Linked DNA regions of Homo sapiens: regions 2, 3 and 4 are each linked to region 1. Evidence: chromatin contacts called from ENCODE Hi-C or POLR2A ChIA-PET data. All regions are on one chromosome and are shown on one strand. Each heading gives the region's core, a stretch centred on a gene start or an enhancer-like site at or near the end of the contact. The rest is flanking DNA. Distances are from core to core; before and after follow the strand shown. Region 1 holds the start of HACL2 (2-hydroxyacyl-CoA lyase 2). Region 2 holds the start of WIZ (WIZ zinc finger). Region 3 has its middle 48 kb from the start of CYP4F22. Region 4 holds the start of ADGRE2 (adhesion G protein-coupled receptor E2).

Evidence for each region. Hi-C counts contacts between places; a loop is a spot of excess contacts on that map. ChIA-PET counts read pairs that join two places held with the same protein, here RNA polymerase II (POLR2A). Pooled maps may share reads with other maps.
Region 2: a map of CD8-positive, alpha-beta T cell shows a loop between it and region 1 (7-fold over the local background). The contact joins the promoter of WIZ here to the promoter of HACL2 in region 1. A Hi-C loop is called at or near these places in 7 of 168 maps with a recorded cell type or tissue (CD8-positive, alpha-beta T cell, ascending aorta, dorsolateral prefrontal cortex and 3 more), 8 of 37 single-sample maps with no recorded cell type and 22 of 50 pooled maps. POLR2A ChIA-PET finds 5 or more read pairs at or near these places in 4 of 52 experiments (H1, HCT116, PC-9 and 1 more).
Region 3: a loop to region 1 is called in a map of B cell, with 15 times the contacts of the local background. The contact joins the enhancer-like site here to the promoter of HACL2 in region 1. A Hi-C loop is called at or near these places in 2 of 168 maps with a recorded cell type or tissue (B cell and naive thymus-derived CD4-positive, alpha-beta T cell), 6 of 37 single-sample maps with no recorded cell type and 14 of 50 pooled maps. POLR2A ChIA-PET finds 5 or more read pairs at or near these places in 3 of 52 experiments (A673, HCT116 and naive thymus-derived CD4-positive, alpha-beta T cell).
Region 4: a loop to region 1 is called in a pooled map, with 7 times the contacts of the local background. The contact joins the promoter of ADGRE2 here to the promoter of HACL2 in region 1. A Hi-C loop is called at or near these places in 1 of 37 single-sample maps with no recorded cell type and 3 of 50 pooled maps. POLR2A ChIA-PET finds 5 or more read pairs at or near these places in 1 of 52 experiments (CD4-positive, alpha-beta T cell).

Annotation. Positions count from the first base shown.
Region 1 is chr19:15,124,317-15,128,641 of GRCh38, forward strand. HACL2 (2-hydroxyacyl-CoA lyase 2) reads right to left here and starts at 1,470. Exons shown (of 16, transcript NM_006844.5): 1 at 1,340-1,470; 2 at 609-753. The coding sequence starts at 743. It overlaps ILVBL-AS1 (ILVBL antisense RNA 1), which reads left to right. Exons shown (of 3, transcript NR_186314.1): 2 at 148-189; 3 at 1,611-1,858. RefSeq lists enhancers at 210-975, 976-1,739, 1,234-1,323 and silencers at 924-973, 1,544-1,613.
Region 2 is chr19:15,448,005-15,452,444 of GRCh38, forward strand. It overlaps WIZ (WIZ zinc finger), which reads right to left and starts at 1,952. Exons shown (of 13, transcript NM_001371589.1): 1 at 1,794-1,952; 2 at 99-363. The coding sequence starts at 303. MIR1470 (microRNA 1470) reads left to right here and starts at 1,544; the gene lies at 1,544-1,604. It overlaps RASAL3 (RAS protein activator like 3), which reads right to left. Exons shown (of 18, transcript NM_022904.3): 17 at 4,041-4,104; 18 at 3,620-3,934. The coding sequence ends at 3,791. RefSeq lists silencers at 1,217-1,326, 1,677-1,796, 1,847-1,976 and an enhancer at 4,382-4,440.
Region 3 is chr19:15,554,762-15,558,998 of GRCh38, forward strand. No RefSeq gene overlaps it. Among named protein-coding and RNA genes, the nearest start is that of CYP4F22, 48 kb to the left of the region's middle. RefSeq lists a silencer at 1,052-1,111 and an enhancer at 1,572-1,711. Within about 2 kb of position 1,735, at least 11 of the 41 ENCODE cell types and tissues checked have a DNase peak (open chromatin) inside an H3K27ac peak, as active enhancers do; they include HCT116, where a contact is called at or near this core.
Region 4 is chr19:14,777,091-14,781,702 of GRCh38, forward strand. ADGRE2 (adhesion G protein-coupled receptor E2) reads right to left here and starts at 1,470. Exons shown (of 21, transcript NM_013447.4): 1 at 1,167-1,470.

The sequences.
Region 1 (4,325 bases), core at 220-2,719:
GGTTGAGGAAGGGGTCTGGAGAAGGGGTAAATTTCAAACAGAGGTGCAAGGAGTTTAGGGGGACACCTGTGGGGTCAGCTCTCTCCAAACATGTCACCTAGGGCAAACCACCACACAATCTCTCTGAGCCTCAGCTTCCTCTTGCAGAAAATGAAGACAGAAAGAACAGCACCTACTTTCAAGGAAAAGGTAAGGGGTAGGTAAGAAAGTCTACAGTACTGAGCTCAGCAGAGGGCAACTGTTATGAAACTGTCACTGCCACCCCCTCGCTGGAGCCTGCCCTCTGCCCCATTTATCCCATCCAGGTTAGGGAGCACAGAGTGCTGTCCATCTGTTCTGTGAAAAGAGTCACTGGGGAAGGAGGTAGGTGGGGTGCGAGTGCCCCGGCAGCGGCAGCTTCCGTGTTCTCTCTTACCAGTGGCAAAGTCCAGGCCTCCATACACAGCGTGGCAATGGAGACAGGGCCCTGGACAGAACCTCTTACCAGTCCCTCTGGACTAGTCGGGGCTCGCTTTCCCACCCTGCACAATGAGTGAGCTGGAAGCAGCACCACGAGGCCCCTCCCTCTTTGACTGCCCCCAGCCCACCTCCCATTCTGTGCCCCGCACCTTGTGCAGCAGCTGATAGAAGAGCCCCAGGCGGTGAGCGGCGCCCAGCAAGGCGGCCACCAGCGTCCCGCAGGCCAGGAGCAGGAAGGAGGGGAATAAGCTCCCAGCGGGGGCGGCGGCCGCGGGGGTCTCCATGAGGTGGTACCTAAGAGAGAAAGGGCACTTCCCAGACTTGGGCGCGACAGGGAACCTCTCCGGAAGAAATCGCGCCCCTTCTCGCAGCAGGATCCAGGGCCACGACCCTTGCCGCCAGTTTCTGTGCGGCCACGCCCCCAACCCTGCCAGACCACGCCCTTTGTGCGCCTAGGCTCGGGGTGAAGCCATGCCTCTCCGTGACAAGGTCACGCCCCTCGCGGGGCTAGCCCCAGTCCTTTACATCACCACCACTCCCACCCAAACTAGCCACCACAAGTCAAGGTGGCGACGACAGCACCACACAGTTATCTTCCACTTACCTACTTGTCAATGGACAGGCGGAAGCCCCGCCTCTCTTTCCACAACCGGACCCCAAATCTCAGCCCCAGTAGTGAGCCCGCCCCATGTTACGTCACCAAGAGGCACGAGGTCACGCCCCCGGGTTAGCGGGCGCGACCCTCCACGCAACCCACGCCTCTCCCTTAAAGAGCGCACGGGCCCGAGCCTGATCCCCGACCCCGGGCCAGGCTGGGTCGAGGTCACATCGCATCAGGATGTGGTTCTCCCACACCAGCTCGACCCCCGACGCTATTCACCTTCACCTCCAGGATATGGCGCTGCCTCCAGCAGAATTCGGCCCCCTCCGTGTCACGTGACCCGGGAGCGTGGCCGTGCCCGGGTGGCCCACTTGGCTCAGCGGCGCCCCGTAGTCCGGCCCGATGCGCATGCGCACAGTCGGAGCCCCGCTCCGGGGCCACCCGAAAGAGCCTTGCCTCTACTGGCCGCCTCCCTCATAGACCCCGCCTCCCCTTGCCTTTCATTGGCTCGCACTGCAGACCTCACACCCATTTTATGTTTTAAAACCAGGAGGCCACGCCCCTCAGCGGCTTCAGGAGCCCAGACCTTTGGGGGCCCACCTTCCGCAGCTTTCCATTGGCCCCACGGTGGAAGCCCGTAGGTTCAGGCCCTCCGAACACAGCTCGCTTTCCACACCAGCGGGGCCGTACCAGAGCAAGACCATGTCTCACAAAATAATAATAATACTTAAAAAATGGTAAATTTTATGTTATGTATATTTTCCACACTATAAATAAATATTTGTGCATGTATATATATATATGTGTATATTTTTTGTATAATAGGTATAGTAGTAAGCAAAGGAAATTCACACTGAGTCACATTCTACAAAATGCCTAACCAGACCTCTACAAAACTGTCAAGGTCATGAAAAACAAAGACTGAGGCACTGCCACAGACTAGAGGAGGGAAAGGAGCTGTGACAACTAAATTCAATATAGTACCCTGGACTGGATCCAGGAATCAAAAAAAGGACAAATTTGTGGATAAAGTTGGTGAAATCCAAATAAAGTTTGGAGTTGAGTTAGTAGTAATGAACCAGTGTTAATCTTTTTGTTTCAGTAAATGTATTATGGTTATATAAGATGTTAGCATTCAGGGAAGCTGGATAAAGAGTAGACAAAAATTATCTTGCTATCTTTGCAGCTTTTCTGTAAAGCTAAAAAAGAAAAAAAAAGTCTTAATAACAAGGATACAATTTTCCAGAGAGAGAGAAAGATGTTGTAATAGATGTAAATTCTTTCTTGGGAGACAAAGCTTTAACATGCTCCAAGACTAATTATCTGACCAATCTCTCCCCAGATAAAGAAAGATTGTCACTAGGCAAATGTCCAAAAAGCTTCTCAGCCGAAAGCTGGATTATTCAACAGTCCCTGAAACAAATATACACAGAGGACAAGTGATTTTTTTAAAAAGGGAAACAAGCCTGGCATGGTGGTCCATGTGTGTAATCCCAGCACTTTGGGAGGCCAAGACAGGAGGATCGCTTGAGGCCAGGAATTTGAGACCAACCGGGGCCAAAAAGTGAGACCCAGTCTCTCCAAAAAACAAACAAACAAACAAACTTAGCCAGGAGAATCGCTTGAACCCGGGAGGTGGAGGTTGCGGTGAGCTGAGATCACGCCATTGCACTCCAGCCTGGGAAACAGAGCAAGACTCTGTCTAAAAAAAATTTTTTTTAAAAGAAAAAAAATTAGCTGAGTATGGTGGCACGTGCTTGTTATCCCTTTTGCTTGGGAGGTTGAGAAGGGAGGATTGCTTGAACCCAAGAGGTTGTGTCTACAGTGAGCTGTGATCGTGCCACTGCACTCCAGCTGGGGCAACAGAGCAAGACCCTGTCTCTAAAAAAAAGGGGGTGGGTGTGGGGCAGGGGAGGAAACAAATACCATGTATCTAAATTGATCGAAATTTAAAGAGAAGTGCAACAAATTATTGAGTTAGAGGGATACAGTAAGGGCCTCTCTTAGGACAAGCAGAAGGACTCTCTAAGGAGGTGACAGTTGAGCAGAGAGACCAGGAGGAAGTGAGGACATGGGCCCCACAAGGATCTGGAGAAAGAGTAATCCAGGTAGAGAAGATGGCACATGCAAAGGCCCTGAGGTGTTTTATTAATTTCCTTTGATGGCCATAACACATTACCACAAATTGGGTGGCTTGAAACAACAGGAATTAATTCTCTTACACTTCGGGAGGCCAGAAATTCAGCATGGAGGCATCAGTGGGGCCATACACTCTCTCGAGATCTTTGGGGAGGATCCTTACCTTCTCCAACTTCAAGAGGCTCCAGGCATTCTTTGGCTTATGGCTGCGTCACTCCAATTTCTCCGTATATCTTCAGATGGCCTTATTCCCTGTGCCTGCATCTCCTTCTGTATCTTTTTTTTTTTTTTTTTTGAGACGGAGTCTCACTCTTTCGCCCAGGCTGGAGTGCAGTGGCGCAATCTCGGCTCGCTGTAACCTCCACCTCCTAGGTTCAGGCAATTCTCCTGCCTCAGCCTCCTGAGTAGCTGGGATTACAGGCACACACCACAACACCCGGCTAAATTTTTTTGTATTTTTAGTAGAGATGGGGTTTCACCATATTCACCAGAGTGGTCTCGAACTCCTGACCTCAGGCAATCCGCCTGCCTCAGCCTCCCAAAGTGCTGGGATTACAGGCATGAGCCATCGGGCCCGGCCCTCCTCCTCTACGTCTTACAAGGATACTTGTCATTGCATTTAGGGACCACCCTCATCCAGGATAGGCTCATCTTGAGACCCCTCACTTAACTACTTCTGCAAAAACACATTTTCCAAGTTAGGTCACATTTGCACGTTCTGAATGTACATTTTAGGGTCTGTCATTCAACTCATTACAAATGGGATGGGCTTTGCATGTGCAGAGAAAGTCAGGAAAGCCAGGATAGCTAGAAGGAAGAGAGCAGAGGAGGCAGGGAGGAGACGCTATCAAAGGCTGGACAAAGGCCAGACAGGTATGATTTTACAGACTGCATGAGGACTGCAAATTTTATTCTAAGTGAATTGGAAAGCCAGAGAGGATTTTGAACAATATGCAACCACACACAATCTGCACATGATTATTCATAGGTGCTTTAGTTGCAATAGCTGAAAACTGGAAAAAATAACAAAAAACAACAAAAAAAATATCCCTTAAGAGAGGAATGGTTAAACAAACTGTGATTCACCCATACCATGAAACACTGCTCAGCAATAAAGAGGGCAAAC
Region 2 (4,440 bases), core at 702-3,201, 320 kb after region 1:
CCCAGCTCAGCCGCTGCTGCGCTGGGTGACTTGACTCTCTCTGAGCCTTGGGGAATGGGCTGGATGCTCCCTGGGGGCCACACGGCCCATTCTCTTACCAGAGATGCCACCTCTGCCATCCAGAATGTCTCGGGGGCCCTCCTTGGTGACAGGCAGGTAACGGGTGGACCGGAAGATGCCACCTTCCCCCTCAGCAGCTTCGGCCCCACCCTCGATGTTCTCCCTTGGCGCCGGGCCAGGCAGTCTCTCTGGGCCTTGGGGACGATCTGGTGCAGCCAGGCTGCCTGCCAGAGACCCCTCCATCGGATTTTCTCTGCTTGGATCCACTCAGCTGCTGCACCGGCTCAGCGGGGCATTGTGGGCCTGGGGATAGAGAGAAGGAAGTGCTTAGGGGATGGAGGAAAGGGAATCTGCCTCAGTTTCCCATCCCTCAAAACCTCAGTCCTCAACTTTGCAGCTCACTGCCTCAGTTTACCTCCCAGCCCAGGGGAGCTAATGGTGTTCAGACCTTTTCCACACACCTTCTATCCCAATGGCCCCTACCCTCAGCATGCCTCCGTCTCCCCATCAATAACTCCTCCCCTTTATACAGATCCTGCACTGCCTCAGTTTACCCATATTGACACATGCACACTCAGCCACCTGGTCTTCTTCCATCAATCTTACCATTTCTCCAGACGCCTCCCTTCATTCACACACAGCTGCACTTTCCCCAGTCCTGCCCTCACATCCATGCACACGCACATCCTACTGCCATGCCTTCGTTTCCTCGGCAAGAATCCCAGCCACTTGTACACTCTGATCCTATACACCGTCAGGAGTCTCCCATCATTACCCCTTTACTTTTCTCCATTGGGTTGTCCCATACCAATGATCCCTGCACTTTTCCCACACTCCAACCCTTCCCCCACACAGGACCTTAGGGTTCTCCAGCATTAACCCCTTCACCCCCCTCCACACACACAGCCTCAAGTGACCCCAGCATTAACCCTTTCGCTTCTCCCCAACATTATCCCTCATGCATACCCAGCTTGGGCTCCTCCATTCCCCCCACCCCCCAACCAAGATTGCTCTAGTCCTCGGGCGAAAGAAAACGATAGGGCTCCTGGTCCAGAAATGAGGACCCTGGGGAGCGGGGGTTGTCCTCTCTACCTATAAATACCTTCAAGGTAACGGCGGAAAGTGAAGGGCAGGAATGAGGCGCCCTCCCCAGGGAGATGGTGGGGAGGCCGGGCCCAGGCAACCGGGGCGGGGCCGGGGCGCCAGGCCTGGTTGCAGGCGCTGCCCTCGGGGGCCTGGGGATTCCCAGGGGGCTCCTCCGTGGGCTGGCAGTCTTGGTGGGGGTCCCTACCCAGGCCCGGAGGAAGCACCTGCGGTTGTCCACTGGGTGGGCACTGCCCGCGGGGAACGGGCGGGACCGCAACTTCGGAGCACTTTGGCAGCGTGGGGAGGGGGCTCCTACCCGGACGCCCCCCAGGGGTCGCAGAGGTGGGGGCTGCGCCGCGCGGGCCCACTCCTCGGGGGTCCAGGGTCCGGGGGATGAGCCCTCCGCCCGTGCACCCCGGGGCAGGAGACCCCGCGGGACGCGCCGAGGTAGGGGGGACACCTGCCCCAAGACCCCCGCCCCTCCCCCCACCTGCACGGCCCCGCCCCCGGCCAGGCCCCGCCCCTGAAGGCCCCGCCCCCGCCCCCGCCCCGGGGGGTCCCGCCTGGCCCGGCCCGGCCCGGGGCCTCCCCCGCCCCGCTACGGCTCCGCCCCACCCGCGGGCTCCCCAGGCCGGGCCGGGCCTCACCGGGGAGGCGGCGCCGCCGGCCAGGTGCCGGGGCTCGGAGCTCCCCTCCTTGGTGCGGCCGTCGCTGCCGCTACCGCCGCTGCCGCTCCCGGTGCCGGTGCCGCGGCCTCCGCAGCCGCCGCCGCCTCCACCGCTCGGGGGACATTGTCCCTTTAAATCGCTCCCCCCGCCGCCCCGCCCCCCCGGCGCGCCGCCGTGACCTCAGCGCGACAGCCCCGCCGCGCCGCCATGATGGGGAGGTCCGGGGCGCCCCCCCCACCCCACCCCCCCCCCCCTCGCCGCCCCGGGGGGGGCGGCCAGCGGGCGCGCCGCCATGTTGGGAGTGGCCAAGCGGGTCACCCTTAAAGGGCCCGCACGGCCTGAGTCCAGGGAGAGGCCCCGTTACCATGACAACACCCTTGTCGTCCCACACCCCAATGGCTCCTTATCGTCCCACTGGTACTTCCAATGGTAGGCTCGCTAAAAGCACTAAAAGAGTGGGGAGGGTGCAGAGAAGTTCCCCCATGGGTCATTGATGGGTCATTGATAGGTCATTGAAGACTCCACCCAGCCAATTTTTAGCCTTTTGTCCCCTGCCCCCCATCAGCTACCTTCCAACCACAAGCTCACTCCCTCCTTCCCAATCATCCACACTGGACTTCAGCACCTCCATGTCCCTAGAGTTGCCCTAGGTCTTCAGTCCTAAGTCACCTTCTCCACCCAGTTCCCAGGATCACAGCTTCCAGGACTACCCCATCAGACACACATCATGGCCTGTTGTCTTGTCTTATCCACCATGTATCCAGATATCTAACCACCTAGCTATCTCATCCACTTCCTCAATCTATCAATCACTCATCTACCTATCCAATGAACTAATCACCTATCCACCCACCCCTCCAACCACCTATTAATTCACCCAAACACCCACTCAACCCACCCATTCACTTCCCATCTACCCACCCATTCATCCAGCACCCAAGTAAATACTCATTTATCCATACAACCAAGCAAGTACCCAACCATCCCCACACACATCTTTCCGCCCAGCCCCCCAAACATCCATCCACCAGTTTGTCTGTTGATTTGGTCCCTCCACTAACATGTAAGTTCCATGAGGCCAGGAGTCCTGTCTAGTTCATTATTGTTTCTCCACTGCCCAGTTCTCAGGCGTCTCAGGAGACCTCAACATATGTACATATGATATATATAATCACAACATTGAAAAAAATTTTTTCTTACTATGAACCAGGCCTTTTCTAGGCAGACATACCCAACCTGGTTAACCAACTACCCAGCTACTCACCTACCAGGTCAAACATCCAGCAAATGCTAACCTATCCGTCTGCCGTTTGCTCCACCCACTCTACCCCTCACCCATCCACTCACCCATGATTTGAATGACTCATTTACCCAATCATTCATACACAGTATCCAACCATCTCCACACCTGACCCCCTTCCTTTATCCGCCTCCCAGACCCATGGCCTCCGTGACATGAGGAGGGCCTAGGAAGATGCTCTCACTGTGGGATTGGGAGGTTGCCAGGGGTGGAATCCATGCTTCATTGAGAAGCAGGTGCTGCCTATAACAATGGTGAATACCTTTTATCGAATGCCTTTAACTATGGGTCCTCTCACTGTGTAGGGAACTTTACGTCCATTTCACAGATAAGAAAACGGGCTCTTAAGAGAATGAAGGTCTAAGGTCACACAGCTGGTGAGAACTTGTGTACATGGCCCTCTCCATGAGACTTCTAATTAGGGGAGAATTTGGGAGAGATGAATAGGGCTTGCGGGGCAAATGCCTAAGAATTGGCAATTCTTAGTGGGCAAAGAAACCACCAATTTCACTGAAATCAAGATTTTACTGGGCAACTTCATACTGCCAGAGTGGTTGGGACCAGCAGCTCCACTCCCCACTGTAGGCCAAGTAGGGCTAAGGCAAAGTCAGACACCCCCCCTAAGATGGCTATCTCTCTGCTCCCAGACCACGTGTGATGAGGCAGGATGGGCAGCTCAGGTGGTGTCTCCATTGAGGCAGGGTGCTTTGAGGGGCTGGGGTTGACTCCAAGACCCCCGCGTCCTTGGAGAAAGCTGCAGGCTCTGGACAGCATCCCTCAGCTGAGCCTGAGTTCTCTCCATCTCATTTAGGCGGTGCTCCTGGGGAGGCAGTGGTGATGGGGTTCAGAAACCAGGAGAGGGCTGCACCGCAACCCTTGCTCCTCCACCGCCCAGACCTGCCCCAGGGCTCAGATGGCAATCTCACCAGGTTTTTCAGACTGTGCCCTTCATTGCTTGTTAGGTTGTGCTCTGAATCAAACTCTGAGCTCCTGTGGGGGTCGGGGGATTGGGGCGAAGGGCAGAGGCTAAGGAAGTCCCTTCCAGCTCCTGGTGGGAGTGCCAGGGACTCCGGGGGCGGAGCTTGGAGTGGAGGCGGAGCTTGTCCAGACTGAGGGGCGGGGCCTAAATATGCTTGAAGAAGGGTCGGACCAGAGACGGGAATGGTTGGAATGACAGGACCTATCAATCATCCCTTGGAGGTGGGGTTTGGCCAGTCCTGGGTGGGGTCGTGACTGAGCTGGAGGGAGTGCCCAGGCTGAGATATCTCAGTGCCCGGCCCAGCCAGGTTGGGAGGGGCTGATGGAGGGGTGGGGCCTGGATGAGAG
Region 3 (4,237 bases), core at 485-2,984, 430 kb after region 1:
AGCCTTAGTATAAATATTTTATATATTTTTCCAAAAGCTAGTGAAGCGATTTCAAATGGGGGTGATTTTTCCTACCAGATGACATTCGTTGTTATTTGGAAACATTTTTGGTTGTCACAACCGGTGGTTACTATTTGCGTCTAGAGGGTAGGGACCCAGCACTCTGCTAAACATTCTACAAGACAAAGGATACCTAGCTCAATAAAACAAGTAATTATCCAGTCCCAAAGGCAACAGTTCTGCTAATTAAAAACCATGAACTGGAGAACCAAAACAAACAAAAAAAAAAAAACAAAAAAAAAAAAACAGAAAAGAAAGCAAAACTTTAAGACTGGGTGAGATCTCATGTGTGCGTGTGTGTGTGCGCGCACGCGCGCGCGCGCGTGTGTGTGTGTGTGTGTGTGTGTGTGTGTGTATGGAGTAAGGGCTTAAGGGAGCCCTGGGGGTGGTCTCCAAAGTTAACCTAACAATTATGAGGCCAGGCGTGGTAGCTCACACCTGTAATCCCAGCACTTTGGGACGCCGGGGTGGGCGGATCAGTTGAGGCGAGGAGTTCCAGACCAGCCTGGCCAACATGGTGAAACTCCATCTCTACTTAAAATACAAAAAATTAGGGCAGGGCGCGGTGGCTGACTCCTGTAATCCCAGCACTTTGGGAGGCCGAGGCGGGCGGATCACGAGGTCAGGAGATTGAGATCATCCTGGCTAACACGGTGAAACACTGTCTCTACTAAAAATAAAAAAAAAATCAGACGGGAGTGGTGGCACGCGCCTGTAGTCCCAGCTACTCGGTAGGGCGAGACAGGAGAATCGCTTGAACCCGGGAGACGGAGGTTGCAGTGAGCCAAGATAGTGCCGCTGCACTCCAGCCTGGGTGACAGAGCGAGACTCGGTCTGAAAAACAAAAACAAAACTTTTTTTTTTGATTGAGTGCTTCCTGTGTGCTCTTTCCATATATTCCCATTTAATCCTCATACTGACTTGTAAGATCACTTTTTATTATTCCGTTTAACAGAGGTAGAAACTGAGCCCCCGAATGAAGTGACTTACCCAAGATCATTCGGTGCGGCCTCAGCGCTGGCGCTGAGTCCTCTTCTGCCCCACCCCTCAGGCTCCCAGTCCTGGTCTAGATCCCTAGCCACGTAGCGTAGAAGGGGGCGTCGACGGGGGTTGGGCTAGAGTTGGAGCGGGGAGGAGATGAGCTAAAGCGGGGCTGGCTGTGCGAGAGGCAGTAGCAGCGGCGTGTGTCCTGGGGCGCCCCCCGGTGGCCTGTGCTGGGGTCGTCGGCCGGGATCCCCTGTTCGACGTACTCCGGGGCTGAATGGGAAACAGACAGTCCCAGACCCTACGTGAGCCACCCGGATCTTGCAGGTGCTGCCTCTCCTACACCCCCCTCCCAACCGAGGGTCTCCAAGAGCGCATCCTTTGCCAAACATCTCCTGGGCCCTTTTCGGCGCAACCTCGCCATCCACTAGCAAACGAAGTTAGCCTTGAGATCCGACATATGTGGGCTCAATCTAGGCTCTTCCTTCCTAGGGGCGGCCTTGGGCACGTGACTGTCCCTCTCTGCACCTCGGCTTTTTCTTGTCATGCGAATAGTCCGGTATCATCATGCTTGTAATGCACACTGAGTTTCCGCCAAGGGCCACGAGGGTGAATAAATGAGAATGAGAAGGGGAGGAGTAAGGTCCCTGGGTCCCCGGAGCCCTGTTACACGTACTGCAAGTGTAATTCTCAAAACACCGAAGTCTGGTCCTGTCGCTGGCGGCTGTGGGACCTCCTTCCTCCTGAGTGTGAAGAACGCTCCCTCTGCTGGACAATTTGGAGATCCATTCTCTATTCGTTCAATTTTGTGTCCGTGCACGTTTGAGCGTGCATGTGTGACCGCGTATGTGTTTGGGTGCATTTGGGTAACAGTGTGTGCATGTGTTGTAGTGTGCACACGAGTGTGTGTAAACGTGTATGTGTCGGTGTGACTGTGTGTGCGCATATGGATGGGTGTGTTGGAAGGAGAGGAGAGGAGAACTCCACTCACTGAGTCACTGTAACTATCCACACACACCAGGCTGTGTTCCTGCTCATGGCTGGAGCCACTGTCAGAGCCCTTGCCTCTGTCCCCAGGTCTGACCTGTGCGGTGCAGGCAGGACATTCTGGAGAAATCATGCCCTTGGAGGAAGCTGTCAGTAATGACTGGTGGGTATTGGTGGATAAATACCCCAGCTCCCTCTCTCTGGGGGTGAAGACTCCCTTGTTCTGGGAGGTGCATGTTCTATTCTGTCTCCCTGAGGTACTAGGCAGGGCTGAGCCCTAGCTACCCACAGTGGAAACTTCCTCAATAAAGGTCCCTTTAACTGCTGCTGCCTTCCCTTCCCCATCCCTCTTCTCCATTGCCCTAATTGTGTTTCCAGGGATCACCTCCCAAAGAAACAACAGGCAGTTGAACTCTTGTCTTATGGTCACCCTCCTGATAGAGGATTTGCACTCAACTCCTTGTATTAAGGTCTAGTTCCAGGGAACCCAAATTAAGACACACATGTGTGCTGGTTCCTCCAATCCCCAGAAGCCTGTCAGTGTGCGCTTTTATTTATTTTTTTTACCAACGATGAATGTGAGGCTCAGAGAGGGCAAATCACTTGCCCAAGGTCACACGGCAGTGAGGGAGTGGCAGAGCCTGGCTTTGACTATGGGCTGTCTGACCACAAGCTGGGTGCTCACTCCTCTCCTGACAGCCTCCTCCCTCCTCAAGGACATGGAAGGAGCAGGGAATAAGTTATAAGTGTAAAATTTGAAAGGGAAATTCTTCCGCTTTCTGCTTCTGCTTCTACCTCTGGCCCAGCAGTTTGGTGTGCTCTTTTTTCAGTTTTTAAAAATTAAAAAACGTTCATATATATATGAACGTTTTCCAATGTATATAAAAGCATTTATGCACACGTTACCGGGTTTTTTTTGTTTATTAAAAAAATTTTTTTTTTGGAGACAGGGTCTCACTCTGTCACCCAGGCTGGAGTGCAGTGGCATGATCTCGGCTCACTGCAACCTCTGCCTCCTGGGTTCAAGTGATTCTACTGCCTCAGCTTCCTGAGTAGCTGGGATTACAGGCACACCACCATGCCTGGCTAATTTTTTTTTTGTTATTTTTAGTAGATATGAGGTTTCACCATGCTGGCCAGGCTGGTCTTGAACTCCTGACCTCAAATGATCCACCCACCTTGGCCTCCCAGTGCTGGGATTACAGGGGTGAGCCACTGCACCCGGCCTTTTTTTTTTTTTCTTTTTTTGATACAGGGTATTGCTCTGTTGCCTAGGCTGGAGTGCAGTGGCTCAATCTCAACTCATTGCAACCTCTGTCTCCTGGGGTCAAGCAATCCTCCCACCACCACATCCAGATGCTTTTTTTTGTATTTTCTGTAGAGATGGGGTTTTACCATGTTGCCCAGGCTGAACTGGAACTCCTGGATTCAAGTGATCCGCCTATGTTGGCCCCCCGAACTGTTGTGATTACAGGCCTGAGTCACTGCACCCAGTCCATTATCAGTTTTTTGATGACTCCAAACTTGTTGGGAAATATATCTGTTTCAATTATCTATTATTGTATATTGAACTACCAGGAAACTTAGTAGGTTAAAACAATATACAGGCCAAGCTCGGTGGCTCATGCCTGTAATCCCAGCACTTTGGGAGGCCGAGGCTGGCGGATCACCTGAGGTCGGGAGTTCGAGACCAGCCTGACCAACACGGAGAAACCCTGTCTCTACTAAAAATACAAAGTTAGCCGGGCGCGGTGGTGTGAGCCTGTAATCCCAGCTACTTGGGAGGCTGAGGCAGGAGAATCGCTTGAACTAGGGAGGCAGAGGTTGCTGTGAGCCAAGATCATGCCATTGCACTCCAGTCTGGGAAACAAGAGCGAAACTCCATCTCAAAAAAATAAAAAAGATATACAAGTTTTTTTTTTTTTTTTGGTATGTGTGTATGAACTCCTATCTGTATCAGAATATATACAACTTTTAGTTTGCTCACAAGTTTACAATTTGGGCAGGGCTCAGCCAGGATGGCTTTCTCAGTCCTACACAGCATCAGTGTGGGCAGCTCATTTGAGGCTGGAAGAGATACTTTGAGGTGGCTCACTCTCATGGCTGGCAATTTGGTGCTTCCTATTTGCTGGTACCGACTTCCTGCCTCGGCCTCTCAAAGTGCTGGGATTACGGGCATGAGCCACAATGCCCTGACCATTTTATT
Region 4 (4,612 bases), core at 220-2,719, 350 kb before region 1:
GACCAACCCTCTGGCCTCTGTGTGTTCCAGGCTGGCTGCTGTGCAGGGGAAGGTGTGGCAGCCGGGCGGGGCGGTCTCGCCTGGGGCCACTTGGCTCTTCCCTGGGCAGGCACGCAGGGGCCTTGTCAGAAATAGCTCTGGGCTCCCACTTTGGTAGGGCTCACCCTGTGCCCAGAGCTTTGGCATGCCAGAGTTGGCAGAGCCTGCGTCCCAGCTGGCAGTATCTTCCCCTGCTGTTTTCCAGATGAGGAAACTGAGGCCAGGTACAGAGGCTCACGCCTGTGATCCCAGCACTCTGGGAGGGCGAGGCAGGAGGATCGCTTGAGCTCAGGAGTTTGAGACCAGCCTGGGCAACATGGCGAAGCTCGGTTTCTTTCTTTCTTTTTAAATTAATTAATTAATTAATTAATTAAATTTTTTAGACTTTAAGTTCTAGGGTACATGTGCACAACGAGCAGGTTTGATACATAGGCATACATGTGCCATGTTGGCTTGCTGCACCTATCAACTCGTCATTTACATTAGGTATTTCTCCTAATGCAATCCCTCCCCCAGGCCCCCACCCCCCGACAGGCCCCAGTGTGTGATGTTTCCCGCCCTGTGTCCAGGTGTTCTCATTGCTCAGTTCCCACCTATGAGTGAGAACATGTGGTGTTTGGTTTTCTGTTTCTGTGTTAGTTTGCTGAGAATGATGGTTTTCAGCTTCATCTGTGTCCCTGCAAAGGACATGAACTCATCCTTTTTTATAGCTGCATAGTATTCCCTGGTGTATATGTGCCACACTTTCTTAATCCAGTCTATCATTGATGGACATTTGGGTTGATTCCAGGTCTTTGCTATTGTGAATAGTACCGCAATAAACATACATGTGCATATGTCTTTATAGTAGCATGATTTATAATCCTTTGGGTATATACCCAGCAATGGGATCGCTGAGTCAAATGGTATTTCTAGTTCTGGATCCTTGAGAAATCACCACACTATCTTCCACAATGGTTGAACTAATTTACATTCCCACCAACAGTGTAAAAGCGTTCCTATTTCTCCACACCTGTGATCCCAGCACTCTGGGAGGCCGAGGCAGGAGGATCGCTTGAGCTCAGGAGTTTGAGACCAGCCTGGGCAACATGGCAAAGCTCTGTTTCTTCAAAAAGAAAAAAAATTACCTGGGCTTGGTGGCAGACGTCTGTGGTCCCAGCTGCTACTACTCAGGAGGCTGAGGCAGGAAGAATCACCCGAGCTGGGGAGTTTGAGGCTGCGGTGAGCTAAGATGGTGCCACTGCACTCCAGCTTGGGTGATAGAGTGAGACCCTGTGTCAAAAACAAAAAGAAAGAAAGAAAACTGAGGCATTACAGTGTCCACATAAAAGCCCAGGGAGGGAGAAGGGGCCCTCTTCCGATGCCAGGCAGGTGCCAAGAAGAGAAGCTTCACCGCACAGAGCAGACCCCCCGGATCTTTCTGGTCTTTCTAAGCCAGTTTCCTCCTGTGGGAAACTTATATTTCAGAGGCCCCTGGGCACTTCGTTAATCAACAGAGAATCATGTGATAGGAGGGTTCTTTCCTTTCTGGATAAATCATATGATTAGCTTGTCTCTTGAGGTACGTAATCATTTTTTAAAACGCTATATATATTTTTAAGAGATCTTACTCTGTCACCCAGGCTGGAGTGCAGGGTCACCATCACAGCTCACTGCAGCCTCAAACTTCAGGGCTCAAGGGATCCTCCTGCCTCAGCCTCCTGAGGAGCTGGGACTACAGCTGTGCACCATCACGTCTGGCTAGTTTTCTCCTTAAGTGTTTTTTTTTTTTGTAGAGACGAGATCTCGCTATCCTGCCAAGAAAATGCTATTATTTATGGAGCACTTAATTTGTACCAGGTCTGGTCCTAAGTGCTTTTTTTTTTTAATCTATATTAACTCATTTACTCCTTAAAACATCTGCAATGATGTTGTCATTCCCATTTGACAGAGGAGGAAACTGAGGCACAAGTGACTCACCCAGCTGAGACTCAGATCCACAGGCCGGCAGCCCAGCCCTGGAGTCCCTGCGATGAGCCCAGGGGAAAGTCTCCACTGGGCACTAACATGTCTTTAGCGCCTCCGTGACCCTGAGGCTTAGCAGGTGTCTGTATCCAGCCAGAATTCAAGGACTTGGTTTTGTGTTCCTCATATTTATATTTATTTTTAGGTTTCCCTACTATCTGGGGCAATGAGGAGGGTTTTTCAGTGAGGATGCCGAAATCAAGTCTCCTTGTTACATGAGTAAATTCAAGATGCAGAAGTGATGAATGCTAAGGAAAATATAGTTCAGTTGTTCAAAGGGGGAGATTGCAGCGATGGAGAAAAAAGTCACTAATGACTGAAGTCAGAGAACTATTGTCCTGGGAATAATCAAACATCCACAGTCCTAGAATTTACCCCTTCCTGTCCCGGGCTCCTGTGGGGGTGGCCTGGGCTGTGGGGGAGGGGAGTGAACACCAGCAGAAGCTGGAAGGAGAGAGGGCCAGACCAGGTCTGGAGGGATTTTGCCTTTTTTTTCTCAGAAAGCCAGAAACTCCAGCTAGAACCCCAGGGCTCAACGTCCCTTCTCTGCAGATCAGACGGGCAGGTCAGACAGCTGGCGTCTGCAGAATCTCAGGGAGGTAGTGGCACTTCCTGATGCCAGGGATTGTCCCTACACCCCTTCATGGTGATCATCGACTCTTCTTAATTTAATTTTATTTTACTGTATTTTAGAGACAGACTCTGGTGTTGCCCAGGTTGGAGTACAGTGGCGCCATCTCGACTCACTGCAACCTCCGCCTCCCGGGTTCAAGCGATTCTCCTGCCTCAGCCTCCAGAGTAGCTCGGACTACAGGTGCCCACCACCACACCTGGCTAATTTTTGTATTTTTATTTTATTTTATTTATTTGTTCATTCATTTATTTATTTTGAGACAGAGTCTCGCTCTGTCACCCAGGCTGGAGTGTGGTGATGTGATCTCAGCTCACAGCAACCTCTGCCTCCTGGGTTCAAGAGATTCTCCTGCCTCAGCCTCCCAAGTATCTGGAATTACAGGTGCAAGCCACCACGCCTGGCTAATTTTTGTATTTCTAGCAGAGATGGAGTTTCGCTATGTTGGTCAGGCTGGTCTCGAACTTCTGGCCTCAAGTGATCTGCCTGCCTTGGCATCCCAAAAGTGCTGGGATTACAGGCGTGAACCACAATGCCCGGCCTGAAACATTCTTTTTAAATTTTTATTTTATTATTATTATTATTATTTATTATTACTTTTTTCTGAGACGAAGTCTTGCTCTGTCACCCAAGCCGGAGTGCAGTGGTGCTATCTCGTCTCACTGCAATCTCTGCCTCCCGGGTTCAAGCAATTCTCCTGCCTCAGCCTCCCGAGTAGCTGGGATTATAGGCACCTGCCATCGCATCTAGATAATTTTTGTATTTTTAGTGGAGACAGGGTTTCACCATGTTGGCCAGGCTGGTCTCGAACTCCTGTCCTCAAATGATCCACGCGCCTCAGCCTCCCAAAGCGTTGGGATTACAGGCGTGAGTCACCATTCCTGGCGGCTTTCTTGAGTCTCTCCAATACTTCTCACCATCTCCCTTCTTCCCTAGCAACCATCTGCCCTCGAGCCGCATTAGGCTGTCAGCCCCCTGAGTGACTTTTGTCTTTTTCTCTGCAGAGCACCAGCACAGAGCCTGTGCTGAGTGGGGCCCTATATGGTAAACCATGCAAATTAGTAGTACTCCTGCCACTCCACTCCGCTGCCGCCCAGCTAAAGGAAGCCTCCTTCAGCCTCGCTGATCTGGTCCCTGCCGGGGTGTCTGCCTATGTTTCTCCGCCTTCTCTTTGTCCAGAAGTCTCAGTCCTGCTGACCTATTTTGCAGCTTCTGGACAACCTCTGCAATGATGGGGGGTGCGAACATGGTCCTCATTTGTCAAAAGGGGAACTGGAACCTGGGGGTTTGGGGCCCCTGGCCCCAGGTTGCTCAGCTAAGAAGTAACCCAAGATTACCTGTAATCCCAGCTGCTTGGGAGGCTGAAGCAGGAGAATTGCTTGAGCCCAGGAGATGTAGGTTGCAGTGAGCTGAGATCGCGTTATTGCACTCCAGCCTGGGCGATAGAGCCAGACTCCGTTTCAAAAAAAAAAAAAAAAAAAAAAGAAGCAACCCAAGATTATCCAACCAACAATAATAATGGTATTATTAATTATATTAGTATAATTTATTGTTATTATTTTAGAGACAGGGTCTCTGTTGCCCACGCTGGAGCACAGTGGCGGTGGCACAATTATGGCTTCAGGCAACCTGCACGTCCTGGGCTTATGTGATCCTCCTGCCTCAGCCTACCAAGTAGCTGGGACTACAGGCATATGTTGCCATGCCTGGCTAACTTTTCACTTTTTTTGTGTGTGTGTGAGGGGGACGGAATCTTGCCCTGTTACCCAGGCTAGAGTGCAGTGGCGAGATCTCGGCTCACTGCAACCTCCGCCTCCCAGCTTCAAGCAATTCTCCTGCCTCAGCCTCCCTAGAAGCTGGGATTACAGGCACACACCACCACGCCCAGCTAATTTTTTAGTAGAGACGGGGTTTCACCATGTTGGCCAGGCTGGTCTC